2 separate regions of the Homo sapiens genome follow, and region 1 is linked to region 2. A link is an interaction called in ENCODE POLR2A ChIA-PET data of the cell type or tissue named here. Cell type or tissue: Caco-2. All regions are shown on one strand. Links, peaks and the distances in the headings refer to the core of each region. The heading gives the core; the rest is flanking DNA. Region 1 has its middle 76 kb from the start of FGF3. Region 2 holds the start of LINC02753 (long intergenic non-protein coding RNA 2753).

What was found. Peaks named below come from ENCODE experiments on the same cell type or tissue, not always from the same donor. Only the 100,000 strongest peaks of a DNase experiment are listed, where the experiment ranks them.
Region 1: POLR2A ChIA-PET joins it to region 2 with 6 read pairs; 2 of 35 experiments call an interaction of 5 or more read pairs at or near these places.

The regions. Positions count from the first base shown.
Region 1 is chr11:69,887,606-69,903,653 of GRCh38, reverse strand. No RefSeq gene overlaps it. Among named protein-coding and RNA genes, the nearest start is that of FGF3, 76 kb to the right of the region's middle. RefSeq lists enhancers at 11,968-12,563, 14,759-15,053. In Caco-2, for the core only: no CTCF peak of the experiment used is centred there; no DNase peak of the experiment used is centred there.
Region 2 is chr11:70,051,576-70,067,623 of GRCh38, reverse strand. It overlaps LINC02753 (long intergenic non-protein coding RNA 2753), which reads left to right and starts at 2,253. Exons shown (of 2, transcript NR_120529.1): 1 at 2,253-3,701; 2 at 11,089-11,394. It also overlaps a transcript of ANO1 not described here. In Caco-2, for the core only: no CTCF peak of the experiment used is centred there; a DNase peak (open chromatin) is centred at 7,733.

The DNA of each region.
Region 1 (16,048 bases), core at 2,979-10,978, 160 kb after region 2:
TGAGCCTCTGCGCCTGGCCGAGCATTAACTCTTGCACATTCTACTTCCTTGTCCATCAGAGGAAAAGAGAAAAAGAAGCCCCTTCCGGGGGCTGCCCACGGGTCACCTGGGCCTGACCTCCTGGGCTTCCCTGGAGGAGGCCTGAGGATATAGCATGTCTGGAGGCTGGGCTTTCTGGAGCAGCCGGACTGAGCCTGGAGCTGGCATGTGGCCTCCACATGTCCACATTCAAATTGTCATGGCCAACCGCCCTGGCAGTGAGCAGGGCCTCGAGGGGCCTCTGGGCTGCCAGTTCTGTTCCTAGGGTGAAGCCAGAGACCATGAAGGCCACCCCATCCAGACTCCCGTGCCCAGCCCTGGGGCTGGCGGCATTCCTCAGAGATGTGCTTAGTTGTCCTTAAGTAAAAGCAAACCATTCCTGTGTGGTTAGACGGAAGAAAATCACATGCTTCGGGAAGTGTGAAATTCTCCCTTCCTTGCACCTGAACCCCCGGACCACATTTCCAGAGACAAGGTCCTCCCTCCCTTCCTTTTTTCCTTCCTTCTTTCTGACAGACTCGCTCTGTTGCCCAGGCTGGAGTGCAGTGACATGATCTCAGCTCACTGCAACCTCTGCCTCCCAGGTTCAAGTGATTCTCGTGCCTCAGACTCCCGAGTAGCAGGGACGACAGGTGCACACCAGCATACACAGGTAATTTTTGGTATTTTTAGTAGAGACGGAGTTTCACTATGTTGGCCAGGCTGGTCTTCAACTCCTGGCCTCAAGTGATCTGCCCGCCTCAGCCTCTCAAGCTGTTGGGATTACAGGCGTGAGCCACCACAACTGGCCTGCTTTGTTCTTTTCTGAAGTAGTCAAAATTAAAAATATATTGTGAAAGACACCCCCTCCAACACACACCCTTTTCTGGCAGTGGAGGTAATCCAGGCATCTGTGACAGCTTCCAAGTCTGGGTTTCCTGGGGACGTGACCAACCGGTGACCTATTGACCACTGTCAAAATAGGGACACAAGCCATGGGGAAGTAGTTTCCCTTCACACCACTTCCTCAAGGGTCCATGTTCAGCGCTCTCACGGGTCCTCAAACACGCTCCAGGCACAGCCATCCCGGGGAGCACACAGCCAGGCCTGGCGCGCCCAGCTGTGCCCTCTCTCTGTCTTGCCTGACTTATCGAGAGATCTCTGGCTCTGCTCAGATAGATTTTGCTTGTTCTTTTTCATGGTTTCGTGAAAGTCTGTTCCATCAGTTGTCATAATTTGTCACATTCGTTGCTATTGTTTTTCTATCAACAACGTGGCAGCAGCACCCTTGAGCCTCTGCCTCTGCGCAGAGGTGGGAAGGTATTAGTGGGGTTAACTCCAAGACCATGAAGGCCAGCTCAGAGGGTGTGCTCATTTAAACACTGGTAGACACAGCTTCGTTGCCCTCTGAAAAGCTTGTCCCAGACGACTGTCCGGAGCAGCGATGGGGTGGGGGTGGGAGGAGTGTGACCTCAGGGTACACCAGGCCCATTGCCTCAAGAAGAACAAGCTGAAAACAATACACACGATGTGATGCTGTCTTATAAATGAAAAGAAAAGGCCGGGCGCGGTGGCTCATGCCTGGAATCCCAGCACTTTAGGAGGCTAAGCTGGGCGACCACCTGAGGTCAGGCATTCAAGACCAGCTTGGCCCTCATGGCAAAGCATGGCTGTCTCTACTAAAAATACAAAAAATTAGCCAGGTGTGGTGGCACATGCCTGTAATCCCAGCTACTTGGGAGGCTGAGGCAGGAGAATCGCTTGAACCCAGGAGACGGAGGTTGCAGTGAGCTGAGGTCATGCCACTGCACTCCAGCCTGGATGTTATGGCAAGACCTGGTCTCAAATAAAAAAAAAAAAAGAAAGAAAGAAAGCAAGAAAGAAAGAGAGAAAGAAAGAAACAAAGAAAGAGAAAGAAAGAAGGAAAGAAAGAAAAGAAAAGAAAAGAAAGAAAAGAAAGAAAGAAAGAAAGAAAGAAAGAAAGAAAGAGAAAGAAAGAAAGAAAGAAAGAAAGAACCTGACCCCCAAACAAGTCAGGTGCCAATAGCTATGTTTAAAGGAATGAAGCGCATTGCCTGGAATACACAGAGGGGATTTCCCTGGGAAGGGGGAGTGGATGAGAGTTGGGGGAAGGCGGAAGGAGCTTTAGCGTGATTAGTAATACCATTTTCTCTTCGTTTTTTTTTTCAGGGCAACATATTCTTATCTATTCATTCTATGGTTTCAAGATAATAAATACATATTTTAAAAGACTAAGGAAGTAAGTAAGCTATTAAAATATTAGCTTAAAAATGATTAATTCTGGGTGAGGAATATAGATGATTCCTACTTTTTGCCCCTCCCTCCCTCCCTCCCTTCCTTTTTTCCTTCCTTCTTTCTGACAGACTCTTGCTCTGTTGCCCAGGCTGGAGTGCAGTGACACGATCTCATCTCACTGCAACCTCTGCCTCTCAGGTTCAAGTGATTCTCGTGCCTCAGACTCCTGAGGAGCTGGGACGACAGGTGCACACCACCATACCCAGCTAATTTTTGGTATTTTTAGTACAGATGGAGTTTCACTGTGTTGGCCAGGCTGGTCTTCAACTCCTGGCCTCAAGTGATCTGCCTGCCTCAGCCTCTCAAATTGTTGGGATTACAGGCATGAGCCACCACAACTGGCCTGCTTTGTTCTTTTCTGAGGTAGTCAAAATTAAAAATATATTGTGAAAGACACCCCCTCCAACACACACCCTTTTCTGGCAGTGGAGGTAATCCAGGCATCTGTGACAGCTTCCAAGTCTGGGTTTCCTGGGGACGTGACCGGCAGGTGACCTATTGACCACTGTCAAAATAGGGACACCAGCCGTGGGGAAGCAGTTTCCTTGTAGTTTGGCCAAGAAATTTCTTGTTCCTATGACTCAGCAGCAGCTAGCAGGCACCCCAGTGGTGGCCGGGGCCATACACTGCTGGTCACTGACCCCGGCTGGCCAGCTGGGCACTCATTCTGCTTCCGCAGCCCTGGGGAGCTGGCCTGTAGTCTAATCCCAGCCCTCGGTGGTCACTCCAGCATTTGTGTTTGCCGTCTGGGTGCAGGATGGTAGGGGTGTGCTGGTGGCCGCAACTCAGGCAGGATAGCAAAGGTTGGTTGGGGTTAGACCAGGGCAAGGGGGCCTTTCAAACCTTCCCCTTCCTGGGGCTGGTCACATAGGTAATTTAAAAATTTCTACTAGCCACAATAAAAAAGTAAAAGGAAACAGGTGAACTTAATTTTAACCCTATATTTTGTTTAACCCAATAAACCCAATATATTAACATTTCAACATGAAATCGATATCTAAGTATTTGTGAGATATTGTCCATGTTTATTATTTTCTTTCTTTCCTTTTCTTTCTCTCTTTCTTTCTTCTTTCTTCCTTCTTTTCTTTTCTTCTTTCTCTTTCTTTCTTTCTCTCCCTCCCTCCCTTTCTCTTTCTTTCTTTCTTCCTTTCTCTTTCTTTCTTTTTCTTTCTTTCTCTCCCTCCCTCCCTTTCTCTTTCTTTCTTCCTTTCTCTTTCTTTCTTTCTTTTTCTTTCTTTCTCTCTCTCCCTCCCTCCTTTTCTCTTTCTTTCTTCCTTTCTCTTTCTTTCTTTTTCTTTCTCTTTCTTTTCTTTCTTTCTTTTCCTCCCTCCCTTTCTCTTTCTTCCTCTTTCTCTCTTTCTCGTTCTCTCCTTCTCTTTCTTTCTCTCTCTCTCTCTCTCTCTCTCTCTCTCTCTTTCTTTCTTTCTCATTCTTTCAACAGAGTCTCACTCTGTCACCCAGGCTGGAGTGCAGTGCTGTGATCTTGGTTCACTGCAACCTCTACCTCCCGGGTTCCAGTGATTCTCCTGCCTCAGCTTCCTAAGTAGCTGGGACTACAGGCATGTGCCACCACGCCAGGCTAATTTTTTGTATTTTTAAGTAGAGACAGGGTTTCGCCATGTTGGTCAAGCTGGTCTTGAACTCCTGGCCTCAAGTGATCCACCCGCCTCAGCCTGCCACAGTGTTGGTACTACAGGCGTGAGCCGCCATGCCCGGCCTTATTTTCATACAAAGTCTTCAAGATCCCATGTGCATGTTACACTCACAGCATGTCTTCAACTGGACTTGCCACAGTTCAAGCCACGTGGCCACAGATGGCCTGGGGCTGTCCTGGTGGAACTGCATCCACCGGCCAGTCTAGGCTATCATGGCCTTAGAGGTCATTAACACCTTTCAGAAAAGAGCAGTGGGAAATCAATATAGCAAAAAGATATCTAGGCCACTTCCCCTGCTCTCTCCTCGGCTGGAAGGCAGGCGAAGCTCTAATGTGTCAGCTCTGTAACCAGAATGGGGAGGGGGCCTCAGCCAGTGTCCACCCCCAGCAGAGTGAGCAGGCACTGCATAGCAGGTGCACAGTCAGGGGCCCCATGCCTGTAACATGGATGCATCTTTAGAATGCAGCCCTCGGGAATAAAGTCTGGAATTCAGCTACAGCATTGTACTGATGTTGGTCTCTTCATTTTCTAAATGTTTATATGGCTATGTAAGAGGTTAATATGGAGGCAAAGAGCACGTGGGGACTGTTAGCACTATCCTAGCAACTTTTTAATAATTCTACAGTCATTCCAAAGGTATAAGTTTATGTAAAAACAACACTCGATTGAAAGTGAAGAATGGATTGAAATCTATAACAAAGTCCTATTCACTTCAATTAAAAATATACAGACTGGGCACAGTGGCTCACGTCTGTAGTCCCAGCACCTTGAGAGGCCGAGGTGGCGGATCACCTGAGGTCAGGAGTTCAAGACCAGCCTGGCCAACATGGTGAAACCCCTTCTCTGCAAAAAATAGAAAAATTAGCCAGGCATGATGGCAGGTGCCTGTAATCCCAGATACTTGGGAGGCTGAGGCAGGAGAATCACTTGAACCCGGGAGGCAGAGGTTGCAGTGAGCTGAGAGTGTGTCATTGCACTCCAGCCTGGGTGACAGAGTGAGATTCTGTCCCCACCTCCCACCAAGAAAAAGAAAAAAAAAAAAAAAATATATATATATATATATATATATATATATATATTAGGGTGTTATCTTACCACTCAAATACCTCTGCAGAATTTGACCTTAGTTTTCAAATCAGACTCAAGAATGATCTTTTGTGTGTGTGTGTGTGTGTGTGTGAGTGTGTGTGTGTGTGAGAGAGACTTGGTCATGGACACAATAGCTTCTGGAAGACTTTTTCACGGAGAGTATGGGGGCTTCTTTGGCCAAATTGGGCAGGTGCAGGTTCCATCTGCTTGGCAGCTGCCACCTGGTCCACAGCATGTCTGCGGTGTCGTGCTCCTCTCCAGAGGTTTCTGCCACAGAATCTACTCCTTTGCTGAGCTCTGGCCCTGCGCTTTCCAAGAAAGGCCACAGGGACTGCCAGGATCCCACTCCCTCAGACCCTGCAAGTCATACAAAGCATGCCTTTTGAGCAAAGGAAATTAAAAGAAATTAATAAGAGAAAAACAACTGAAAAATCCCTACCAGATTTAGGACACAGATACACTTTTAGCTAATGCATGGGTCAGAGAAGAAATCATAAAGGAAATTAGAAAGTAGTTGAAACTGAACAAAAATGAAAAAAAGAACGGCATGCCAAAAATTGTGGGATGCCGTTTAAGCAGTATTTAGGGGGAAATCTAGATAACACTAATGGTCTATATTAGAAAAGAAGAAAGGTCTCCAATCAATGACCCAAGTTTCTACTTTGAGAAACTAGAAAAAAGAAAAGCAAATTAAATCGATAGTCGAGGTGTGTATGGACATAAATACAGACAAATACATCAATGAGCAGAATGGAGAGTCCAGAACCAGACTGAAACACTTGGAGAACTTATTTTAAACAATTGATGCTACCGCAGTTTGGTAGAGAAAGAATAGTCTTTTCAACAAACGGTGCTAGAACCATTGGATATCCATGTGCTAAAATGAAGCAAAGCAAAAAAACAAAAAGAAGCTAAATGCATACTTTGCATCACATACAGAGATTAACTCAAATGGATCATAGACCTAAATATAAAACCTACAACATAAAACTTCAAGAAGAAAATAAGAGAACATTTTTATGACTTTGGGTTAGGCAAATATGACTGCGCTATGGCACTGCCGTGACTTGAATGTGTCCCCTGAAGTTCATGTGCTGGAAACTAGATCCCAGTGCAGCAGTATTGGGAAGTGGGGCTTAATGGGAGGTGTTGGGGTCATGGGGTCACCACCCTCATTAATAGATTAATGCCAGTATCATGGCAGTGGGTTTGTTATCAGCAGGGTGTGTTCCTTATAAAGAATGAGTTTAGCCCCCTCTTGAGCTCTCTCTCTCTCCTTCCCCTTGTTCTTCCTTTATGTTATAATGCAGCAAGAAGACCCTCACCAGATGCAGCCCCTCAGTCTTGGACTTCCCAGCCTTCAGAACCATGAGAAATAAATGTCTTTTCTTTATAAATTACCCAGTCTGTGGTATTCTGGTATAGCAGCACAAAACAGACTATGACAGACATCAAAAGCATGACCCATACAAGAAAATAATTACTGAACTGAACTTAGGCAAAACTGTAAATGCTTGCTCGTTCAAAGACATTGTTCTGTTAAGAGAATATAAAGATAAACCTCAGACGGGGAGAAAATATTTACAAGTCATATATCTGATGAAGAGCTTGTATCCGGAATGCATCAAGAACTCTCAATTCTCAAAAACAGGGAAACAAACAATCTAATTTTTTAAATGGGCGAAGGATTTGAGACAAATTCAACAAAGAAGATATGTATGGCAAATAAGCCCATGAAAAGATGCTCAATGTCATTAGGCATTAGGGAAATACATGCTAAGACCACAACGAGATATTACACTAGTAGAATTTTAGCCAGTAGAATGACTAGAATTCAGAAGCAAGCATGTTGAGGAGAAACTGAAACTCCATTTACTGCTTATGGAAATGCAAAATGGTTCAACCACTTTGCAACCTAGTTGGGCAGTTTCTTGGAAAGTTAAGCACACATCTACCATACAATCTAGCCATTCCACTCCTGGGCATTTACTCAAGAGAAATAAAACCATATGTCAAAAAAATGTTTATAACAGCTTTGCTGATAATAGCTAAAAACTGGAAGCAACTCAAATGGCAGGAAAATGCATAAACAAATGGTGGTTTCACATCCACATCATGAAATACTACTTAGCAACAAAAAGGAATGAATGACTGCTACAAGCAACCACATAGAAGAGTCTCAGGATAATAAGCTGAATGCAAAAGCTGGACAAAAAAGAGCACATGTGGTATGAGTCAATTATATAAAAATCTAGAAAATGCAAACTTACAGTGGTAGAAAGCAGACCAGTGGTTGACTGGTGGGGTGGGGAGGGGTGGGAGGGAGGAACTACAAAGGGGCATGAGGAGGCTTTTTGGGGTGATGGATATGTTCATTATTTTGATCATGGTGGTGGCTTTGTAGGTATATTCATGTAACAACTGATGGAATTGAGCACTTTAAGAACGTGCAGTTGATTGCATATCAGTTGCACCACACTAAATCTACCAACAAAAAATCCATGCCTCCCAAACAACAATGTTCAATTTTTTTTTTTTTTTTGAGACAGAGTTTCGCTCTTGTTGCCCAGGCTGGAGTGCAATGGCGCGATCTCAGCTCACCGCAACCTCCGTCTCCCGGGTTCAAGCGATTCTCCTGCCTCAGCCTCCCGAGTAGCTGGGATTACAGGTATGCACCGCCACACCTGGCTAATTGTTGTATTTTTAGTGGAAATGGGATTTCTCCATGTTGGTCAGGCTGGTCTCAAACCCCCGACCTCAGGTGATCCACCTGCCTTGGCCTCCCAAAGTGCTGGGATTACAGGCGTGAGCCACTGCGCCCGGCCAATAATGTTCATTTAGCAAGACCGCATGCCCACTAAAAGGCATACAATTCCCATTAGAAGGGCTGTTATGGGAGGCAAGGAACTGGATTAGGGTGTAGGGATTAAATAAGTAAAACAAGCAAGACAAAGGCTGAGAAGGGAGTGTTACTGACCCAAGCCAGCTTCTCTGCCAGTCTGTGTGAGACTCACCCATTCAAGTCCCTAGACTCCTTAAGGGTCTATTAGACCCCTGAGCCCCCTGTTTGGAGGCATGAGGTTACCCACAGCCAGGTGACTGTTGGCTGGCTACATCATTGGTCAGAAAACACTTGCTTGGGATAACCAAAGAAATGAACGGATATTTAGAATATGTATTTTTTAGATGTCTGAGTACCCTATGCTAATGGATTTGTCATTCAACAGATATTGATATTGACTACATGCCTCAGTGCCAGGCAGTGATGGAAGGGAGGTGTGGGAGGAAAAGGGTGCCCAGACCCCGGCTGGGTGGGTGTCTGGGTGCTGATGGCAGGAAGACCCCACAGATGGTGTGTTCCTGGGGACAGGGACCAGGTCTGTGTTATTCACCAACAGGGCTCCCTGGCTGGCACAGACAGGGCCCTGGAGTCAAGTGAAGCCTGGCAGTTGAGGACAAGCCAGCTTAGGAAGGCACCACGTAACAGAAGGTTCTTTCTTACAAGGTTTAAAGCAACCCAAAGATTTTCACACCCAAAGGCCTGTGTTTCCGGTGGCATTCGCTTTAGGTAAGCATATCAGTCCAGATTCCCCAGAGGAAAGAATCAATAAACAGAAGCAATAGACTCATAGGGGATGAGAGACAGAGAGAGAGAGAGAGAGACTGATTTTAAGGGATTGACTCACCGCCATGGGGACTGGCAAATTCCTAATCTGTAAGGCCGGCCAGCAGGGTGGAAACCCAGCAGAGTTTCTACGTTACTGACCTGAGGCACAATTCCTTCTTCTCCAGAAAACCTGTTTGTTTGCTTGTAAGGCCTTCAACTGGTGGGACGAGGCCCACCTACATGATAGAGAATAATCTCTTTGACTTAAAGTGAATGGACTGCAGATGTCAGCCACGTCGACCAAATACCCTCCCAGCAGCACCTAGACTAGTGTTTGACCAAACTCCAGGCACTACAGCCTGGCCAAGCTGACACGGAATGTTAACAAGTGAACCACATCCAAATCCTGAAACTGCAGGTGTCAACTGTCCAGGAACAAGTTCCACCTGACTGGCTCCACGGGGCCCGGCCGGATCTTTGGGGGCAGTGCAATTTTTGACAACTCTGCTGACGGCAGCTCCGAGGCTGTCCACACTGGCACCCAGAGCTGTAAAGCCACACATAAATGCCCAGTGCTTGCTGCAAGAATGCACAATTCAAGTGACACTTTAGCTGAGCCCCGAGGGATGGCTTGGCCGGGCGAGGGATTGGAGATGGTAGGCAGAGCCACAGTGTCTGCTTGAGCCGGCAGGGGCAGGGAGCATGCCAGCTATCACGCTGCATCCGTAGGTCTGAACTTTCCCAGACAGTGAGATGGCCTCTGCGGGTAACGAGGGGCCCCCACGTGGTAAAGGGCTGCAGGGTTTGCAGCACGAAGGGACAAGCTGAGTCTGGTGCTCAGGAAGAGTCCCTCTTACTGCCATGAAGATGATAGATTTGGGGTGGGGGCCCTGGGGGTGGTCACAGCAGGTGGAGGGACTAGTTAGAGGCTGGTTTAATAACCCAAGTGAGATGGCGAGTGGGGACAGGAGTGCAGAGCCACCTGATATTCAGGAGCTTGGATCTATAGGACGTGGCAATTTTTGGTGGTGGGCGGTGAAGACAGAGGAAGGCACACTGATGTCTCACTCTCGCAGAGCCCAGAGGGCCTTCCTCCGGCCCCACCCAGGCCTGGGCTCAGAACCTGAGGTCGGCAGACCCTTGAAATGATAGCAAATGCAGCGTGTCTGCACACAACCTCATTTCCCTGTTTGGAGTAGAGATTTTGTAGCTTTCAACGGATTCCCAAAGAGACCCCCAAGGCTGAGAGGGTGAGGACCATGGCCCCCAGGGAAGGAGCCCCTGGCCTGGATTCCTGTCAGAGTGTCTAGCTCCAAGACCGATCCGTGTGTCCCTGAAATGAAGTATGGGTGGGGAATCATTCTTCGATTTGCAAAAATGCAATTTGTACCCAGCTCTGACAGCCTAAAGCACTCCTGGATTATTAGCACAAAAGCAAGGACACAGCCCCAGTCCTGCAAAAAGGGAAGGCCGGGCGGCTCTTCCTGTTGGAAAGAGGCCAGGAGGACATTTGGGGATTTGATTCCTAATTGTTGTTCAGCATCACTGAGGGATGTCTGGCTGAAAGGCAGTCAGTGCTTCTGGTTTCCGAGGGAGGGGTGCAGCCCTGTCTGGCCTCATCGTCCATGTGACTGTCCCAGAGGCTGCCTCCTGCTTTGGCCAGATGGCACCGCCAGCCGCTTGATGACATACGTTCCTGCTCTTGGATTTATTGACACAAGGTGCACAAAGCCTTGCTTAGGCAGGTCAGGGAGGCTCCCCACCTTCAGCCCAGCCCTGCTTCCCTTCAGGGGATAATGACCCAGCCTGGCCACAGGTGCCAGGCTCGGGCCTCTCCAGACCCCAACTCAGAGCCTTTCTTCCCTGCAGAACCTGGAGTGTGGCTGACAGAAAGGCACCCGGACAGGGAGGGACTGGACACTCACTCTGCTAGTCACTCTCCGCCTGCCCCTCCAGGTCCAGCCCCGACTCCTCACCCTGTTTCTCTGCCGCAGGAGACCAGCTGGTTCCCCAGCTTCCTGGCTTTGGAGTCCCCACTTGAAGCGGCCAGTGGGGGTTGCCAGCAACCGATCAGAGCTGGGAAGGAGAGAGGGGCTGGCTTCCTTCCTGCCCAGCCGCAGGGGGCAGTGTGTGCCTCCCCTACGCACAGCCACGACAGCTCCCATCCGGCTCCATGGACAGCTCCCTCTCTTGCTGGGTTCTGTAACTGCCTCCTTCTGGCCTCAGACAATAACAAGGGGCTTCACCAACCATCCTTTCCTGGCTTCCTGATCTCGCCCACCCCTGGGGGTGGGTCATCTGCTTCCTGGGGGCCCTTGACAGATGCATGTGGCGGGAACTGATGGGAACAGCGATGGTAGCAACAATCACCACCACTTACCACGCACAGGCGCGCTCCACCGCACACATGAGCGCTCCACCGCGGACAGGTGCGCTCCACCGCGGACAGGCGCGCTTCACTGCACACAGGCGCACTTCGCCCCACTCACCTCTCTGGACAAACTTATGGAGTAGACGCTCTTGTTAGCCCCCACTTTAGAGATGGGAAAACTGAGGCATGAGGGTGGTAGATGGCAGAGCCAGTAGTCAAGGACACCAGAACTGGGAGGAAACCGGAGCGACCTGGGAATCTTCTCTGGAATACACTTGATCTCTCACAGGATGTGGGGGATCACCTCTGGAGCTCTTGCAGGGGGGCCAATGGGTTCCATAGACCCTGCGGTCAGCGCTGCGGGGCGAGACTGTGGTGCTGACCGCTTGCCCCTCTGGGGTCTGGACTCTCGGTGAATCCCTGCACGGACACCGCGACCCTCTTCTCTGGCCAGGCCCGGGGTCGGCTCACACACTGGTGCCCTCGAGGGCTGGCTGAGTGAGATTTGCTGGCTGTGGCAGTGTCGTCCCTGACGTGAGTGTGACCTCGGTGGCGTATGCACTGCCCCAGACTTACCCCAGCGTTCGAGTGACAGGCACCTTACTGTCCATTTCCTTTCTATTCAAAGAGAAGATTAAAAAGGAAAATTGGTGACCCCGGGGGTAACCGCGGGCGAGCTAAAAATACTCTCAATAAATAAACAAACCGGGTCAGTGATCCAAACACCATGAGGCAGCGATTCCGGGTGTGCAAAGGCCACCATTTATGGCTGTGGGCTTGTTTGCCCAGAGAATGCCCTGCCGGAGATATAGGATAGCAGTATCCCGTGGGGTACGCCGGGGCAAAATGACCCATGTCAAGTCAATAACCTCCGCGCTGCTTCACCTTCTCGTGCTGGAATGCCTTCTGCGTGCCTTCCTGGAAAGCGCCCTGTGGCCCCGTGACCCAGCCTGGGCCGGCACCTTGAGTTGGGCACAAATTCAAGATGACAACTCTTGGAGCCCGTTGGCTGGCGGCAGAATGATGAGGAGACATTCTGCCCGGGCGGTTTATTGTCCGTTCTAGACTGAGAACAATTCCGGGCTGTTACGATGTGATTGCCCTTGGGCGCGTTATCAGCGTGAACTCAGGGCAGAGCAATACCCCTGCCAAGCGGCCGACGCTGTTTCACAGGGAGGGCCCTCCTGCTCTTTCACCCACAGTGGGGCTCGGGGCCATGGGTGCAGGGCTGGAGGAGGATGTGAGGGGCAGCTATTTCAGTCTGGAATATCAGGATTTTAACCCCAAATAAATGTCTTGGTTATTATTTCAGCAAGCGTGCCCTAAATCACCTTGGGAAGACTTGAGCCTTTCAGAGCCTTGGTTTGCATAAAATAGGGGCTGTGTCAGAGCCCCCTTTGTGGGGCTATTGAGAAGATTCCAGAAGATTTCATAGAATGAAGTGCTTAGCACTGAGCCTGGCACAGCATAGGTGGTTGAACATTGATGCTTTTTTTTGTTATTAGTACAGCTGTGTTGCTGATTTTATAGTCGAGATTCCACAAGAGGAAATCGGGTTGGAACATAAAGATATTTGCCCCGTGGATTCTCCAGGGGGTTCCCACACAGTCCCATTCTCACATTCATTTCTCGAGCTGTCCCTCTTATTAGCCTACAGAATGAGCTAGAGCTGCTTCTCGCTGGCAATGGGGAGAGCTCCTTTCTGGGGGACCCCAGCTCCCAGGAGCTGAACTTAGAGGTTGCCAGGCCTGAGGAGAGGGAAATGACCCAGAGATGCTAGGAGGGGCTGGGCCCTCTCAGCACAGGCCTCAGGCTTCTCTTGGAAGCAGGGGTTTGCCATGCAGGAAGCAGGCATGGCCCATGCCCATTGTGGGAGAGGGTGAGGCTGCACCGCCTGCCTGCTTTCTGCCAGCACCCCTTGGCAGGCAGGCGAAGGTAGGCAGGGGCCCTTTGGGACTCTGCTGGAGGAGGTTTGGACGTAGGGCTCTAAGGCCCCTAAAATTTGCTCCATGCATCCTTACACAAGGGAGAGCTCCAGCAGAAGCCAGGGTCTGCGGTCAGGGAAAGGCAGAGGACGGCAAGGGCCATGGCCCTCATCGCACAGACACTGAGGAAGAGCAGGGTCTCACCCTTGGTGGCTCAGCTGGTTTTTGGCAGTGATGGCTTCAGAACCTGGGCCCCCCATCCCCAGCCAATGCTCTCTGGTTTTCCAAAAGGAAATTTCCCTATTATTTCCCTCCTTAGATCCATGAAGGGTATTTATCAATGGCAAAGGATGATGCCCTGCAGGTGTATCAGTGGCCCGTGAGCCAGCTCCATCCAGCCTCAGCAGGAAGAAGCATTTTTCCAAGCATCTCAATGCTCACATTAGTGCTCGATTGGCAATTAGCAAATGTCACAACCCCCTCCTCCCTGAGCGACAGTTGTTTCAGATGTCAAATTCCTGCCAAGCGCCACGTCTTGTTCTAAAACCTCTTTCCAGGGGTACTCGAGGGAAATTAGCATGATGCCAGCCGAGAAGAAAACCCCTCAGAGCTTGAGAATGGCGAGTCCTCCCGGGGAGGGAATTCAGCCGCAGGTTCCTATCGACAGTGAAAGATTAATTGATGCAGAGTGAATTATGGAAATGCGTGAGGCCGTTTCTACCGATGATGCCTTTAAAACCGCGGTCCCCCGCTGCAGCGTCATCGCACACCAGGTCTGCAGAGGGCAGCGGAAGCCCCAGCCTCCTTCTTTTGTCCTCCCCAAGAGGCCCCTCCCCAAAGTTAAATGTGTTTAGAAGTGGGCAGGGGATTGAACAGCCCTGCAAAGCAAACATCACCTCCAACACTGACAATGCGAAAGCGCTTCCTGTGGACCAGGCACTTTGCATGGATTATATTTCCTTTGTTCCCTAAAACAACTCGGAGATAAATTCTATTGTAATTCCCATTTTACAGAGAAGGACACTGAGAGGGGAGGTGACTTGCCTCAGGGGACCCATTCAGGGAGTGCAGAACCAGGATCTGGCCCCAGTGGCCTGTCTCAGAGCTGGGTCCTTACCTGTGCCCTGCCAGGCGAGTGATCTGAATGGGCAGGTGGGGAGAAATCCCGTGCCTCGATTTCCACTAGGAAAGTGTCTTGGTTTTCTGTTCACTGAATGGTTACGAGCCCTTGTCCCTGCAGGCTGGGGGCCAGGGAGGAAGGCTGAGGACCAGGTGGGGAACAGTCTATGTCTCAGAGCTGAGGCTTTCATAGGGGAAGGGGATTCTCGGGGAGGTGAGGGGTGCTGGGTGCTGATGGGAGCTCTGGGGGCACTGCCCAGATCCCCTGGGCTCTTAAGATAAAGTTGAGGGGTCAGAAGGTCCAAGCAGGGCCTGAGATCTCATGTCACTCCGAAGCTTCCAGCAAGGGAGACCCTGGTGGCAATTTCCCAGCGGGTCTCTAAGCCAGAGATACCCAGGAGGCTTTGCTTTCCGGTTTGATATGGGGGCAGCCCAGTCTATTCATGGATGCCCCAGGCTAAGGGGCGTGGCTCTAGACACACATGGATCTGGGCTCTCGAGCATCAGTGTAATAACCTCATTTCTTGAATGAGGTGAGTAAAGCCCAGGACAGAAGGAGGCTCCCAGAGTCCCCAGCAGAGCCAGACTCAGGGCCCTGGTCACCCTTGGCTGGCCAGGACCCAGCACAGGGGCCGTGGAGGTAGGGAAAGCCGCTGGTCCAGAGCATCCCGACCTCCCCCGAATAAAAGGGGTGGCTTTGGTACTGCCTGAGAGTTACAGTTGACTCAGCCCACCTTGGAAGCCAGGTTCTAGGAAAAACCCCTCCCTAAGGAAGAAGGATGCCAGCTGCCTTCAGCCTGGTCCCACTGCCACCACAAGATGGCGCTGTTTTGCGGGGTTTTTGTTTCTGTTTACAACCTGAGCACACTGACCTGGTCTTTCCCACCTTTGATGTTCTTGGGTTTATGGCACTGAAGGTAATTCTGTCGTCCTGGTGCAGAGGGCAGAAGATGCCTTCTTGTAGGGTGCATGCACATGTGTGATCATGTGTCCACGTGTGTGATCATGCGTGCAGGTGCATGTGTGTGCATATGTACCTGTGTGAATCTTGGTATGCATGGCATATGCTCTTGTGTGTTTGTGTATGTCTTTGCCTTGTGTGTGCATGTGTGCATACATGTGAATATGTGTGTTATATGCTCCCATGTGTGCAGGAGTGTGTATATTTGTAGCACTGTGTATGCTCATGTGTGAGCCTGTGCTCATGGACATATGTGTACCTTTGTGTCAGTAGGTATTGTATGCGTGTGTATGTATATGTACATGTGTGTTTGCCTGCAAGGTACATGTGTGCGCCAGTGTGTGCACATGTGTATATTTTGGGCTGTGTGGGGATGTGTGCAGAGGCACATGTGTATGCCTTTTTGCGTGCATGGTGTGCACGTATGTCTGTGTGTGTGTCTGCTGGACAGCAAGAAGGAGCAAGGTCCATCTCCTGTCCTCAGTGGTCCCTCCCCTCCTCTCTTTCTTGGCTAATGTGGCTCAGAGCCTGCATCGGCAGGCGAAAGCTGGGCCTGGCTGGGGGCACCTCCGGGCGCTGCTCCATGCCGCCCTATGGCCACTTGCACCTGGATGCAGGAGCACTGTCTGCTATTTGTCTCCCTTACTGTACTCTGAGCTCCTGGAGGCCAGGTCTGGGTGGTGCTCAACCAGGGCTCCCCAGGTTTGGGCACAGGACCTGGCCTAGAGTAAGAAGTTCGCTAGAGACCAATCAGGTTTCTAGGCCGAATACCGAGGGTCCAGTTGTCAGAAATATCTGAGAGTTCATTTAATTCGCTCGACAGTCCTCTGAGGCAGGCTGCATAATTATTCCATCTTGTGATGAAGAAACAAAGGCACAGAGAAGTTAAGTGACTCACCCAAAACCACCAGCTATGAACAGGCAGAACCAGCGTCCAGCCCAGGTTTGAATCGATGTTTGTGGGTTGAGATGAATAAATTATTCCAT
Region 2 (16,048 bases), core at 4,643-12,642:
GGGTGCGGCGGCTCATGCCTGTAATCCCAACTCTTTGGGAGGCTGAGGCAGACGGATCACTTGAGGTCGGGAGTTCAAGACCAGCCTGGCCAACATGGTGAAACCCCATCTCTACTAAAAATACAAAAATTAGCCAGGCATGATGGCAGGCGCCTGTAATCCAAGCTATTCGGGAGACTGAGGCAGGACAATTGCTTAAACCTAGGGGGTGGAGGTTGCAGTGAGCGGAGATTGCGCCACTGCACTCCAGCCTGGGCACCAGAGGGAGACTCCGTCTCAAAAAAAAAAAAAAAAAAAAAACACCCACGATTCCTTGTCCCCTTGGAGCTGCTGTCCAGCGAGGGAGGGGCAGGCAGACCATCGACAAAACAGAAGCAAATGACACGGCAGGTGGGATGCTCAGAGGTGGTTAAGCCCCACGGGGTAGAGGGGTTTGGACATGGCTGGAAGGTGGGAACAGCAGTTTCTCATGGTGGCCAGTACAGACCTTGCTCTGTGGGGGGCCCTTCATGACTGCTTGATATAAGGAAACTTTGGGAAGACTTAGACAACCAGGCTCCATTTTTATACAAATAAAAGGATTTTTGGTCACATGAGTTAGGAAAACAGCAGTGCCGGTCATGATCCCTGGACACCCCGGACAGACTGGCCTCCCCGCTGGGGGGCTGCTTTTTCAAGTTTGTTTTGGGCCCCTTTGCATGGGCCTGGGAGTGGGGACAGGCACTTCCTTGGCTGGACTAGCAGCATCCATGGGCCTGGCTGGCAGCAACCAGGCCGGGGCAGAGTGTCCCTCCTGGGGCTGACTGGTCTATGACTGTGGTCAGGTTGTGCCAGGACAGCCTCCGGGGTGCTTTGCTCCACCGTGGAGTTACGGTGATGGAGCTGGCAGCATCCCTGCCGCTGAAGGGGGTCTAATCTCCACGGGAGACCAGACGTCTCTGCTGTGCCGTCATTCAGGGAGGCCAAAGTCAGGGCTGCCACCCACCCCGCCCCCGCCACCAAATCACCAAGGAGAGGAGGACTCCATGTGCCCTCAACACATTGCAGACATTTGGCAAATGTTTGTGGGGGTGATTGTCCCAGGAGACTGTTGGGCATGGCTGACTCATCTATCAGAATGGAACTTTCTAGAGACTGATGATGGGTGCCAGGCACAGGCCTCCTCCCCCTCTGTCCCTGCAACCCTGCAGGGTGTCTTTGGACAAGTCATGTGGGCTCTGGGACCCCTGTTTCCAACTCAGTCCCAATAAGAAGACAGGCTGTTGAGATGTTAAGAGTGGGCCCCAAACACCAAGCATGGGGTCCCTTGGGAATGCAAGCTCAGGGCCTGGGACCCTTAGTGCCCACGAGGGCAGCTCGGCATCTGACCCCCTGCTTGTAATCACTGTTTATTATCACAGCTGTCACAGACTTGGCCATCTGCTCCAGTGACCTCCAAACCTGTCACTCTTTCATTCACACAATGGACATTCATTCATTCATTCATTCAGCGACACTTCTATGTGCCAGACACAGAACCGGGGCTGGGTCACGGAATAAACAATGCAAACAAGTCCCTGCTCTACTCCCACAGAGCTTACCTTCCAGCGGGGAGGCAGAGCAAAACCAGGAGCCAGAAAGGCAAACCGATGCATACACAGGAATATCAGATGGTGATGACTGCTGTGGAGGACGGAAGCAGGAAGAGGGGACGGCGGGCTAGCGAGTGTGGGGGCAGGCGTGGGGAGACACGACGTGGGTGGCCGTGGAAGGCCCTTCCGGGGAAGTGACATCTGAGCAGAGATCTTCTCCCCAGGAGCCAGCCCTGACAAGACTGGGGAGGAACATTGCAGGCAGCGGCACAGCCAGGTGAAGGCCTTGAGGCTGGGAAGAGTTGTGTGTGCTGGGGACAAGAACTGAGGTCAGCCAGGCTGGGGCACCCTCCAGCTAGGGGGACGACGGGGGACAAGGGCAGAGAGGAGGTTGGGAGGGCCAGGCCAACTAGGGGGACGACGGGGGACAAGGGCAGAGAGGAAGTTGGGAGGGCCAGGCCAACTAGAGGGACGACGGGGGACAAGGGCAGAGAGGAAGTTGGGAAGGCCAGGCCTGCAGGGCCTTCAGGCCAGGAGGGCACTGGGATCCTCTGCTGGGAGGAGGGGCTGGAAAGGTGGCCCCCACAGGGGACCGATGCTGTCTGAACTGTGAGGTCACAATGATCCCGGGGCTGCTCCTGGATTCAGCGAGCTGGGGGTAGTGCCCAGGAAACACATTTTAGTCAAGGCCCCCAGGTATCTGGCACAACCCCGGCAATATGCAAAGCCTCCTCTAATGATGGTTGAATCCAGGAGACCCCAACCGCTGTGATGGAAACCTCGCCACCTCCAGAGGCAGCCGATGACTCCTGGGGCAGCCCCACCCGGCTCAAAGGCAACCTGCTCCACAGAGCCAGCCCCATCCCTAGGCTTGGAGCCAAACAGGATTGCTCCTTCATAAGAAAAAAAAATCAGAGCTACAGAGTCAGCCGTCTTAAAAAGCTCCCTGCATTCTTGCCTTGCCCAGCCAAGCAGCCTCAGGTCCCCCTGCTCCCTGTACCTGGCTGGGCTCAGAGCCACTCTCAACCACATATTTTTTAAGTCCTTTGTCCCAGACTATGAACGGCATGGAAACCAATTGAGGACTGGGGGTGGCAGCTTGTGTGTGTGACTGCTTGAGCTCTGGAGGGTCCTTCTACTGTCAGCGCCTCCCCATCCCCCACCCCCATTCTTCTGTGATGGCCCCGAGTGTCTGTAATGCATCCCTCAACTTTTCATCTGCCAGTGAGACTCACAGAGCAAATAGCCCAAGGAAAGACAAACTATGGATCAAACTCATACTAAAGTATAAATGACTTTCTTCTCCCAGATCATTTTGATAGTGAACAGGACAATCAGCATCAGGCCCACAGACGGCGAGGGATGGAAGGAGTGGAGGAAGAGAACTTCCCACGGCAAGGGGAAAGGGAAGAAGGAAGAGGCTTGGAGGAAGGGGGACAAGGAAAACTTTTATTTCCTTCTCATCTGGCCTGGACTGAGCCAGCTCTTCCTTACCTGCTGCCCCAAACAGGGAGGCCAGCATAGCCAGAGAGGGGGCCAGCGTGTGTCTGATCCCAGGGGCAATATTAAAGTTTGCCTCAGTCCAGGGCGCCCATCTGAAAAATCAGGGCAAAAACAGGACTAAGAACAAAGGAGAAAAAGGCTAAGAGCAAGGGACCACACAGGAACTGAGAAATGATTTCTCAGCTAAGCGTCTGGCCTTTGGAGATGCCTCCCTGCCCATCTGTGTGGCTGGGGTCAGAGAACCCCCACCAGGAGGGTGAGGGGGAGTGAAGAAGGGTGAAGAAGAGACCTGGGGCTCTTCCCGGAGAGTGTGCGTGAGAGCCAGGGGCTGGCTGAGAGGCCACTGGCTTCCAGATGTCCCAGCCTCCATCAGGCCAGACCTACTCCTGCAGGCCAGGGTTGCAACCCCATCAACATGATATAGGGAGCCCGAGGGAAGCAGGACAAACTCTGCCTGATGTTCCTTCCCTCCATCAGCCATCAATCCCCCAGTACAATGAGACGGTCCTCTCAGCTGTGCCCAGCCACAGAAACAGCCTCTGTGCCTTGGGAAAAAATGATGTTGGCGGGCTACACCCCATTCACACTCATGAATCCACTCCAGAAGTCTGAAGACTTTTTCCCCAGGTAAAAAAGAAAGAGGAATCAAAGAAAACAAAGGAAGGGCAGAAAATAAAAGAAAGAAAAGTGAGAACAAGGAAAAGAGAGAGCAAGATTCAGAGGCAGGGAAGACCTGAGTCTGGGAAGAGGGCAGGAATGTACCCTGTGGGGCTGAGGCGTGTCCCTTCATGTCACATCCTGGTGCTGGTGGTGACCTGATTTTGACTCATCCAAAAAATGATCAAAAGAGAGGGAAACAAAGACTAGGTATGACCAGTTCTTATTTCTCCAGAACAAACGGGGTTCTGAAGAACTGGGTTCGCGGGATTAGGAATCCCCATCTTCAGAGGATCACAGTGGTCCTCTTAGGGGCTTTTGGCATTTTTGCTACCATGTGTAATGAGGCACCAAGAACATCATAGGTGAGGTACATGGGAATGCTCGGCTTCCCAGCAAAGGGCAATGTCCTTGTGGTAAGACTTGGAGTCACATTAATTTAATCTTATCTTTAAGAAAGGCAAAAATTCCTCAGCTAAAATGCTCTTGCCGAAGGGTCACTGGTCTCCAGACCACTGTCAGGGGATTGGGATTGTTCTGATAAGATGACAGGTCTGGGCCCGAGGAGCTGAAATTCTCCCTGATCTTGCCTTTCTCTACCCTCATCCCATTCTTTCCTCCCCTCCCTGCTCTTTATTCAACAAACATCAATTGATGCAGTAAAAATCATTATCGGCTGGGCGCGGTGGCTCACGCCTATAATCCCAGCACTTTGGGAGGTGGATCACGAGGTCAGGAGTTTGAAACCAGCCTGGCCAATATGGTGAAACCCCATCTCTACTAAAAAATACAAAAATTAGCTGGGCGTGGTGGCATGTGCCTGTAGTCCCAGCTACTCAAGAGGCTGAGGGAGGAGAATCGCTTGAACCCGGGAGGCAGAGGTTGCAGTGAGCCGAGATTGCACCACTGTACTCCAGCCTGGGTGACAGAGTGAGACTCTGTCTCAAACAACAACAACAACAACAAACAACAACAACAACAAAAAAACAACATAATAGACACATTCTGGTCTATGGCAGTTTCGTGCCCCAGGGAAGTCCAACGTCTTGCCCAATATTTACAGAGTGCTCGTCTAGATAGTCACTGCTTCACCCAAGGAGCTTTCAAATATCCACATTCTAGTACTTCCCGCTCAGAGATTTTCAACAGTCCCTAGTGGGCCCAGAGGACAGGCAGGTTTGGGAACCTGCCCAGTCTCATGGAGGAGAGACATGCACACAGGTGACGGTGATGCCAGAACCCCCTTGCTGAGACAGGCACGGAGCACATGGTAGTCCAGGGGAGGGGGACACTGGGCAAGGCTCCAGAGGGAAAGCAGCTCCTGAACCCTCCCCCAGCTCACCCCAGCATGGTCCGTTCAAAACATGCGGCCCCCATGCACACAAGTTCTCAGTTGTTCTGCTTCATCTGTGTCTACTGGGGGGTGCAGGATCCTCACACAGCAAATGGTTCTTGTCCTGAATGTGTCCCTATATTTGGAGTCCATTGTATTTTCATCATTTAAAAAAATCACCTCGGCCGGGCGTGGTGGCTCACGCCTGTAATCCCAGCACTGCGGGAGGCCGAAGCGGATGGATCACCTGAGGTCAGGAGTTCGAGACCAGCCTGGCCAACATAGCGAAACCCCCATCTCTACTAAAAATACAAAATTAGCCAGGTGTGGTGGTACGCGTCTGTAATTCCAGCTACTTGGGAGGCTGAGGCAGGAGAATCGCTTGAACCTCAGAGGCAGAGGTTGCAGTGAGCCAAGATTGCACCATTGCACTCCAGCCTGGGCAAAAAGAGTGAAACTCCATCTCAAAAAAAAAAAAAAAAAAAAAAAAAAGAAAGAAGGAAAGAGAAAAAAATCACCTCTCTATTTCCAAAGTACCATTGGTTGCATACTCTATTGCTCATCCTCACACAAAGTCTATGAATTACATGGCCTTTGTATTATTAGACCCATTTTGCAGATGAGGAAACTGAGGCCCTGACACTTCCTGTGGTTTACTCAAGATCTTGCAGTTGGAAGCAACAGAGGTAGAGACCCTCCCCTAATTGGTTGACCCTAAGATCAGACTTTTCCTCTGTTGTCGGTCTGAAGCTCTAGCTGTCACAGTCACTCCTTTATGTGTACAACCATCTAAGGCATAAGGTGCTCCAGTAGGCAACTGTTAAGAAGCATCATGGGGAGCTCTGCTTCTGGCCACAAAAGAGTAGCTGCTGTGTCAAGAACATCTATAAAGGCTGGATTAAAAAACAAACAGAGAAACTCAGCTGCTATAGGTAGCTGCTAGAAGGAATTGGAAGAAAACCAAGGCAGACAGGACTTGAGGGCTAAGAGAAGGGAGCTTCAGAGAAATAAGCTCAACATTCTGGAGGAGAGAGAGAGAAAGGGAGGAGGGGAGAGAGAGAGAAAGAGAGAGGGGGAGGGGGAGGTGGGGAGAGAGAGAGAGAGAAGGAGAGAGAAAAGAGGAGGCAAAAATTGGAGTTCTGGCACCCACCAATCCCAACAACTCACCTGGAATGTTCTGCCCAAGGCTTCAGGGACAGCCCACACTAATTTGGCCAGGCCCTTTCTCATGATCTGCTTTCTTTTCGCCCATCTGCCTCCCACCTTATTCAATATTTTGATGATCTTCCTCTTTGCAGCCCCTCTTACCAATCTTCCCAGCAGGACACTATCCTGCTTCTTCAACATCTCTACTCAAAGGGGTACCGAGTATCCCCCTCCAAGGCACAGATTTCTTCCCCTAGCGTTACCTATCTCGGTATAATCCCCCATCAGCATACATGCACCCTTCCTGCACGTTCAGTTAATGTCCCAGACCCCAATCTCCACCACCAAACAACAACTTCTTTAGTTCTTAGGCGTTGTTGGATATTTCCGACTCTGTATCTGGATACCAGGCTTTGCTATCCTAACCAAACCACTTTACAAACTCACAAAGCGTAACTTAACTGATCTCATAGACCCTAAGTTTTTTCCCCATTCCTCCTTTTGCTCTCTCAGAAAGGCCCTGGAGACAACTCCCACACTAGCACTCCCTGACTCGTCCCATCCTTTTTCCTTACACACAGCTGAAATCCAAGGCTGTGCTGCTGGAGCCCTCACACAGGACCCAGGCCCATGACCTGTTGCCTTTCTATCAGAACAAGTTGACCTCACAGTTCTAGGCTGGCTCTTATGTCTGCGTGTGGTGGCAGCTGCCGCTTTAATACTTCTAGAGGCCTTCAAAATCACAGGCTATGCTCCACTTACCCTTTACAGTTCTCACAACCTTCAAGCATTAATATCCTCCTCACACCTTTCACATTTATTGTCTGCCTCTCGACTCCTCCAGCTCTATTCACTATTTGTTGAAACTCCAACAGTAGCTATTACCATGGGCCCAATTTCAGCCCAGTTTCTCACTTAGCACCCAACACAAGTCCTGAACCACACGACTGTGTTTCCCTAATACATATAGCATCTTCTCCCTTTCTTCAGGGTTCTGTTCTTCCAATTCCAAACCCAGACCACACTTGGTTTATCGATGGCAGTTCTTCTAAACCCAATCAATTTTCACCAGCTAAAGCTGGATATGCTGTCGTGTCCCACACCTCCATTATGGAAGCTGCTGCACTTCCTCCCTCCACCACTTCCCAACAAGCCGAACTGATTGCTTTAACTCGTGTGCTCTCTTTCACTGAAGGAATGCACATTAACATTTATACTGACTCCAAATATGCTTTCCACTTCCTCCATAACCATTTTGCCATCTGGGCCGAAAGAGGCTTCCTTACCACACAAGGCTCTTTCATTGTCAATGCCTCCCTAATAAAGGCTCTCCTTAAGACTGCTCTCCTGCCGCCAAGGCTGGAGTCATTCATTATAAAGGACACCAGAAACCTACTGATCTTATTGCAAAGGAAAATGTCTATGCCAAGAGGACAGCAAAAAAAAAAAAAAAAAAAAAAAAAGGCCAACGCCTCCACACCCGCTAATATCCCAGCCCCCACTCCAGAAGGCCAGTATTTTTCTTTCTCCTTTATCAGTCCCACCTACTCTTCTTCTGAAAACCTGCTCTACCAGTCTTTTCCAACTCAGGGCAAGTGGTCCTTCGATCATGGAAAATTCATTCTTCTTGCCTCACAAGCTCAGTCCATTCTTTCTTTCCTTCATGATCACTTCTACGTGGGATACAAGCCTCTGGCTTACCCACCTCCTCCTTCCCTTCATGGAAATCCATCCGTAAGACCATCACCTCTCAATGTTCTGCCTGCCATGCCACTAGCCCCCAAGGCTTTCTCAGGCCTCCTCCTTTTCCTACGCATCAGGCTTGTGGATTTACTCCAACACAAGATTGGCAGATTGACTTTACTCATATGCCCCGTGTCCGTAAATTTGAGTATCTCCTGATTTGGATCAACACCTTCATCGGATGGGTCAAGGCCTTTCCCACTAGCTCCAAAAAGGCTACTGCAGTCATCCCTTCCCTTCTAACAGATATAATTCCCCGACTTGGCCTCCCTACTTCTATTCAATCTGACAATGGTTCGGCTTTTTTTTTTTTTTTTTTTTTGACAGTGTCTCGCTCTGTCGCCCAGGCTAGAGTGCAGTGGTATGATCTCAGCTCACTACAAGCTCCACCTCCCAGGTTCATGCCATTCTCCTGCCTCAGCCTCCTGAGTAGCTGGGACTACAGGCGCCTGCCACCACACCTGGCTAGTTTTTTTTTTGAAACAGAGTCTGGCTCTGTCGCTCAGGTTGGAGTGCAGTGGCACAATCTCGGCTCACTGCAAGCTCTGCCTCCCTGGTTCACACCATTCTCCTGCCTCAGCCTTCTAAGTAGCTGGGACTGCAGGCGCCCGCCACCACGCCCAGCTAATTTTTTGTGTTTTTTTTTTTTTTAGTAGAGACGGGGTTTCACCGTGTTAGCCAGGATGGTCTTGATCTCCTGACCTCGTGATCTGCCCGCCTCAGCCTCCCAAAGTGCTGGGATTACAGGCGTGAGCCACCGCACTCGGCGGACAATAGTCCAGCTTTTATTAGTCAAATCACCCAAGCCGTCTCTCAGGCTCTCGGTATTCAGTGGAACCTTCATACCCCTTACCGTCTTCAATCTTCAGGAAAGGTAGAATGGACTAATGATCTTTTAAAGACACACCTCACCAAGCTCAGCCTCCAACTTAAAGAGGACTGGACAGTACTTTTACTTCTTGCCCTTCTCAGAATTAGCGCCTGTCCTTGAGATGCTACAGGGTACAGCCCTTTTGAACTTTTATATGGATGTGCTTTCTTGCTTGGCCCCAACCTTGTTCCAGACACCAGCCCTCTGGGCAACTATCTTCCAGTCCTCCAGCAGGCTAGACAGAAAATTCACCAGGCTGCTAATCTTCTCACAACCTTCCGTAGCTTCTCTAATAACTTCTCTGCTAGCATCGCAGACATATCACAAACTTTATTAATCCTTCAGGCCCAGGTTGACTCTTTAGCTGCGGTTGTCCTCCAAAACCGCCAAGGCCTTGACTTACTCACTGCTAAAAAAGGAGGACTCTGTATATTTTTAAATGAAGAGTGTTGTTTTTACCTAAATCAATCTGGCCTAGTATATGACAACATAAAAAAACTCAAGGATAGAGCCCAAAAACTTGCCATCCAAGTAAATAATTATGCTGAACCCCCTTGGGCACTCTCTAATTGGATGTCCTGGGTCCTCCCAATTCTTAGCCCTTTAATACCTGTTTTTCTCCTTCTCTTATTTGTACCTTGTGTCTTCTGTTTAGTTTCTCAATTCATACAAAACCACACCCAGGCCATCACCAATCATTCTATACAACAAATGCTCCTTCCAACAACCCCACAATATCACCCCTTACCCCAAAATCTTTCTTCAGTTTAATCTCTCCCACTCTAATTACCCATGCCACCACAATCCTGCTCAAAGCAGCCCTGAGAAACATCGCCCATTATCTCTCCATACCACAGCCAAAATTTTTTGCTGCCCCAACACTTCTCCACTATTTTGTTTTGTTTTTCCACTATTTTGTTTTGTTTTGTTTTGTTTTGTCAGGCCTCTGAGCCCAGGCTAAGCCATCATATCCCCTGTGACCTGCAGGTATACATCTAGATGGCCTGAAGCAACTGACGAACCACAAAAGAAGTGAAAATAGGCAGTTCCTGCCTTAACTGATGACTTTCCACCATTGTGATTTGTTCCTGCCCCGCCCCAACCAATCAATCGACCTTGTGACATTCCTCCCCTGGACAATGAGTCTCATGATCTCCCCTCTGAGCACCTTGTGACCCCTGCACCTGCCTGCAAGAGAAAACCCCCTTTAACTGTAATTTTCCACTGCCTACCCAAATCCTATAAAACTGCCCCACCCCATCTCCCTTTGCTGACTCCTTTTTCGGACTCAGTCTGCCTCGCCTGCACCCAGGTGATTAAAAAGCTTTATTGCTCACACATCACACACACACACACACACACACAAAATTGGAGTTCAGGGTACTCTAAGGAGGTGGAGTCCTAGTAAACTCTCCAGGCTTTCAATCAAGAACTCAGAAAAAGACCTGCTTTCCATAAGTCCTTAAGGCTAATCTCAAATCATCTCCAACCCTGAGAGAAACCAGCTGGTCTTTCTGCATTCTGCCTGCCAAAAAGACAAGAATCCTCTCGGAAGAAGAGAACATCATCTGGAGCCTCCGCATTGTCCACACGTGATATCCAAGATTCAATTAAAAATCACCACACATGCCAGGAAGCAGAGCTAAATGATTAAGAACCACAGAAACAAAACAAAGTAAAACAAGCAAACAAAAACCAAAGGGCAATAGAAACAGACCAACAGCAGATCCAGATATTGGGGTAATTAGACACATCTGTTAATATGATGAATACAGTAAATGGGAAGATGGACAATTTCACTTGAGAATGAGAATGTACAGATAGAATCCATGGGAATTCCAAAGCCAAAAATGAGAATTCAAAAGGTAGGTATAACTGCAGATTAGACAGAATATAAGAGATTAGTTAAACTGAAAGATGGTTAACAGAAAGCATTGAAATTGAAGCACAGGAAAAAAAAAAAAAAAAAGATGTAAAACACAGAAAAGACCATGAGAGACATCCAAGTCTTTTGAACATACCTAACCTATGTGCAGTTGGAACTCTGAAAAAAACAGAAGGGAGAAAATGGGGCAGAAGCAATATTTGAAGTGTCTGACCAAGAATTTTCCAAAACTGATGAGAGACACCAGGCCATGTTTAGTTAAGAATATGATATGCTCTATGAACCCAAAACAGGGTATATTTGCATAATGCCAGTTTTATTTTTTCCTTTTCAATCCATAGCTTTTTATTTATTTTTCTTGCGTTATTTTTTTTCCTAGGACATCTAGCACAATGTTGAAAAGTATGGCCCAGACCCTATCAGAATAATCCCAGCCCATCATAGCAAAATTGGTGAAAACAAAAAAAAGGGAAAAATGACAAAACAGCCAGAGGAAAAAGACATCTATTTTCAAAAGATTAATAATAAGGCAAATGGCTGACTTTTCAACAGAAGCAATAGAAACCAAAGACAATAGAGTGACATATTGAAATTGCTGAAAGAAAATTACTGCCAATCTAGGGTTCTGTATCTAGAGAAAATATCTTTCAAAAATGAAAACAAAATAAATATGTTTTTGGATGAACAGAAACTAAGAGAATTCATTTCCAGCAGACCTGCACTAAAAGAAATAGTAAAAGGAATTTTTAGACAGAGGGAAAATAATCCCATATGAAAGTATGATAAGGTAGAAGAGAATAAAGAACATTGGAAAGGAAAATATATATGTGAGTAAAGCTAAATGAATATTGATTGTTTAAAATAGCAATAACAATGTCTTGTGGGGATTAAATGTAAGTAATATTAATACATGACAAAAATAAACAAAAGGTGGGGTGGGAGGGAAGGTAAATGAAGTTAAAAGCATTTCTAAAAGTTAAGGTTTTCACATTGTCCAAAGGTGGTGTAAATATTGTTTTAAGAAAGACTCTAAAAAGCCAGGGATGCATGTGGCAATTCTAGTGCAACCAATTGAACAATAATAAAGAAATGTATAACTAACGAAATAATAGAAGAGATATGGCAATTAAAAAAAAGAATTGATTAACCGAAAAGTCGGAGGTGAAAAAGTCCAAAAAACAAATGGTACAGCTATAAAACTTATAGTAATATAGTGGTTGTAAACCCAGACATATATCAGTAATTATAATAAATATAAATGGTCTAAATATTCCAATTAAATGACAAAGTTATCAGACTGAATTTTTTAAAACTTCAACTATATACTATATACAGAAGACACACTTTAATAAAAAGAACCAGAATGATTAAAAGTCAAATGATGGAAAAATACTAATATTCCATGCAAACACTTGAAAGAAACTTGCTGCAGCTATAGAAATATCAAATAAATATATTTCAAAATAAGAAATTTTACTAGAGATAAAAAGGGATGCTTTATAGTGGTACATCTATTCAACAGAAAGATATAATAATTTTAAATTATGTATATATCAAAATACATAAACCCAAAACTGACAGAACTAAAATAAGGAATAAACCATTAATTGTGATTGTATATTTTAACTTAAAATTTAACACAACTCTTTCAGGAAATCATAGAATTTCATACACACACACAAAATCAACAAAAATTACTGAATATACATATTTTTTAAGTGCACAAAAAATCATTTACCACAATAGACCATGTTAAGCCATAAAGCCAGCCTCAACACAGTTCAAAGGACTGAAATCTTGTCCTCTGATAACAACAGAAACAAGTAAAGACCAATAACAAAAGGACAACTATAAAAAAACTCAGCGTTTGGAAATTAAGTGATACTCTTCTAACTTATCTATAAAACAAAATTAAATCACAGTGAAAATTTAGAAACAGTTTGAACTGGATTTCATGAAAATATGATATCCCATATCGTATTATGGTATCATCATATGTAGCTAAATCTGTGTTTGAAAATAATTGTACAGCCCTAAATGCATTTGAGCCTAAAAAGAAGGCTGAAAATTAATGATCTAAATTTATGACTCGGGAAGCTAAAAAAGGACTGTATATTAAATCCAAAGTAGAAGGACACAAATAATAAAGAACAGAAACCAACAATTTAGAAATCAAATTTATAATGGAGAAATCAACAAAACTAAAATTGCTTATTTAAAAGACTAATAAAATTGATAAAACTCAATCAAGACTCAGGCCTGCCCCTCACAAGAGTGGAGACCACATGCCACATGTCTAAATAGTTAAGTTATAAATCAAGCTAGCAAACAATTGAATGACATATTTGCTGTTTCTACTTTGACAAATATACCTTCCTACAACAGAGAAGGCTAGGTTCAAATTTAGGAGTCTCAGACTCCTTGGAGATGTGTGCCAGCAGCTGAGGTGGTGGGGAGCTGGTGCCTGCCACCCACTTTCACTACCCTGGCACCGTCCTGCACTGTGAGGAGCCTGTGCCTCCAAGGTCTGACCACAGCCCCACAACATCTGCCCCTTAGCTACCTTCTTGGCCTACACCATGTTCCCATGGCTTGCCTTTGAAAGGACAAACCCAGTGGGGATGACTTGCAGGCTCTGGGAGCAGGCTGGGGTCCATTAACATCTAGGCATGGTCTGAATATCTAGGCATGGTCTCGGAAGGGGTGTGTGGGCCCTGGGTGTGCAGTTTCCTTAGCTCCATGGACTTTACACCTGTGACGAGGGGTGAGGAGGAGGAGGACCAGAGCAGGGCAGGGGCCCCTCTTGCCTGGGTCTGAGGGCCATACTGGAGACAGAGTATGAAATAGAGAAGACAGACACAAATGATAGATAACAAGAAAGAGAAAGCAGACATTACGACAGTTTCTACAGACAGGAAAAAGATAATGTCAGTACATTATTAATAACTATTCAAATACATTGGAAAATCTAGAGAAAACGGACCATTTTCCAGAAAAGCACCACTTCCCAACACTTGCCTAAGAAGAGGTAAACAATCACAATGTCCTATATCTACAAATAAATTTGATTTCTAATTAAAATTGTTTTTGCAAAGAGAACTCTAGGCACATAGAGCTCCATTGGTAAAATTTTCTAGACATTTCAGGAAGAAATAACACCAATCTTCCAGAAACTCTTCCAGGAATAGGGAGAGAGACCATTTCCCAATGAATTTGAACCTGAAAAGGATATTACAAGATGAGACAATATTTCTTATAAATATACATATATCTTATAAATCCTAAACAAAAATACCAGCAAACCAATTCCATTAACAAGGTTAAAATATTATGACCAAACTGAACTTATTTCAGGGATGTAAGTTTGGTTTAATACTCAAAAATTAACAAAATAAAGGAGAAAAAAACCCAAATGATCATCTTGGTAGGTGCTACAAAAAGCATTTGGTAAAATTTAACACCTGTGTATAAGAACTCTTAGCAAATTAAAGAGAAATGACTAAACCTACAACAAATGGCATGTTAAATAGTAAGGTATTGAAAGCTGTACCCTGATGTTGGAATTGAAACACAGATGTCTGCCACGTCCACTCCTATTCAACATTGCACTGGATGTTCTAGGGATGTAATAAGGCAAGAAAAAGAAATAAAAAGTTATGGATTGGAAAGGAAAAAATAAAACTGACTTTATCCCCAAAAGCATGATTTTGAAAGGAGAAAATCCAGATGAACTATTGGAATTAAAAAGTAAATTTGGCAAACCAGATGAACTATTGGAATCAAAAAGTAAATTTGGCAAAGTCACTGAATACAAGATTAACACTCAAAAGTCAATTGTTCTTCTATATACTAAGAACAAACAAAATCCTAAAAACTCATGCCTTTTTAAACAACATTAAAAAAATTAAATGCATAAGAACAAACAAAAAAGATGCATGACTTCAATAAAGAAAAATCACCAAACATTACTAAGAGAGACAAAAGAAAACTGGAATGAATGGCAGGATGGTCCATGTTCATGGATTGGAAGACTCAATATAGTATAACCATTAATTCTCTCCAAACTGGGGCCGGGCGCAGTGGCTTAAGCCCAGGACTTTGGGAGGCCAAGATGGGTGGATCATCTGAGGTCAGAAGTTTGAGACCAGCCTGGCCAACATGGTGAAACCCTGTCTCTACTAAAAATACAAAAAAATTGGCTGGGTGTGGTGGCAGCTGCCTATAATCCCAGCTACTTGGGAAGCTGAGGCAGGAGAATAGCTTGAACCTGGGAGGCAGAGGTTGAAGTGAGCCAAGATCGCGCCATTGCACTCCAGCCTGGGCGAAAAGAAAAAAACCCTGTCTCAAAAAAAAAAAAAAAAAAAAAAAAAAAAAAAAAAAAAAGAAAAGAAAAAGAAATTCTCCCCAAATTGGTCTTGACCTATAGATTCAATATGATCCCAATTAAATGTCAGAAGGCATGTGTGTATGTGTGTGTGTCTGTGTAAGAGAGGTTGACAAGCTGATATGGAAATTTATGTGGAAATGCCAAAGGCCAACAAGACTCAAGACTCCCTCAAGGGAAAAGTCAGAGGACATATATTATCTGATATTCATATCGACCAACAATAGTTATAACAGTGTGGTATTCAAGGATACATGGATCAAAGCAGAGATTCTAGAAACTGACCTGCATATATTCCACAATTTGATTTACTGCAAAGGTGCTGCTGTAGTGCAGTGTGGGAAAGGACTGTGTTTTCAATAAATAGTGTGTAATCAGTAAGTGGTGTGAAATCAATAAGTGGTGTGGAATCAATAAATGGTGTGGAATCAATAAATGGTGTGGAGAGTCATAGGGAGAAAGCTGGACCTTGACCTTATGTCATACACAAAGCCAATTCCAGATGCAAAAAGGCCAACCATAAAGCTTCTAGAATATACCACAGGAGGCTACCTTCATGACCTTAGGATGCACAAACATCTCTTAAACAGAATACAGAAATCAGTAACCATAAAGGAAAAGACTGATAAATCTTCAATAAAATTAGAAACTCTGTTGATCAAAAGACAACATTAAGTAAGTGAAAAGGGAAGACAGAGTGGGAGAAGATATTTGAAATACATATAAATCTCAAAGGACTTGTCTCCAAAATATGTAAGCCACTCTTACAAAGGAATAGAAAAAGACAAATAACCCAATTTAAAAAAATTCTTGCATGAGCACTTCCTCAAAAGAGGCTCTTCACATGATCCATATGCCTATGATTTGGTGACCACCAGCATTAGTCCTCAAAAGACACAGCGTAAAACCACAATGAGATACCACAACACACACACCAGAATGGCTGAAAGCAAAA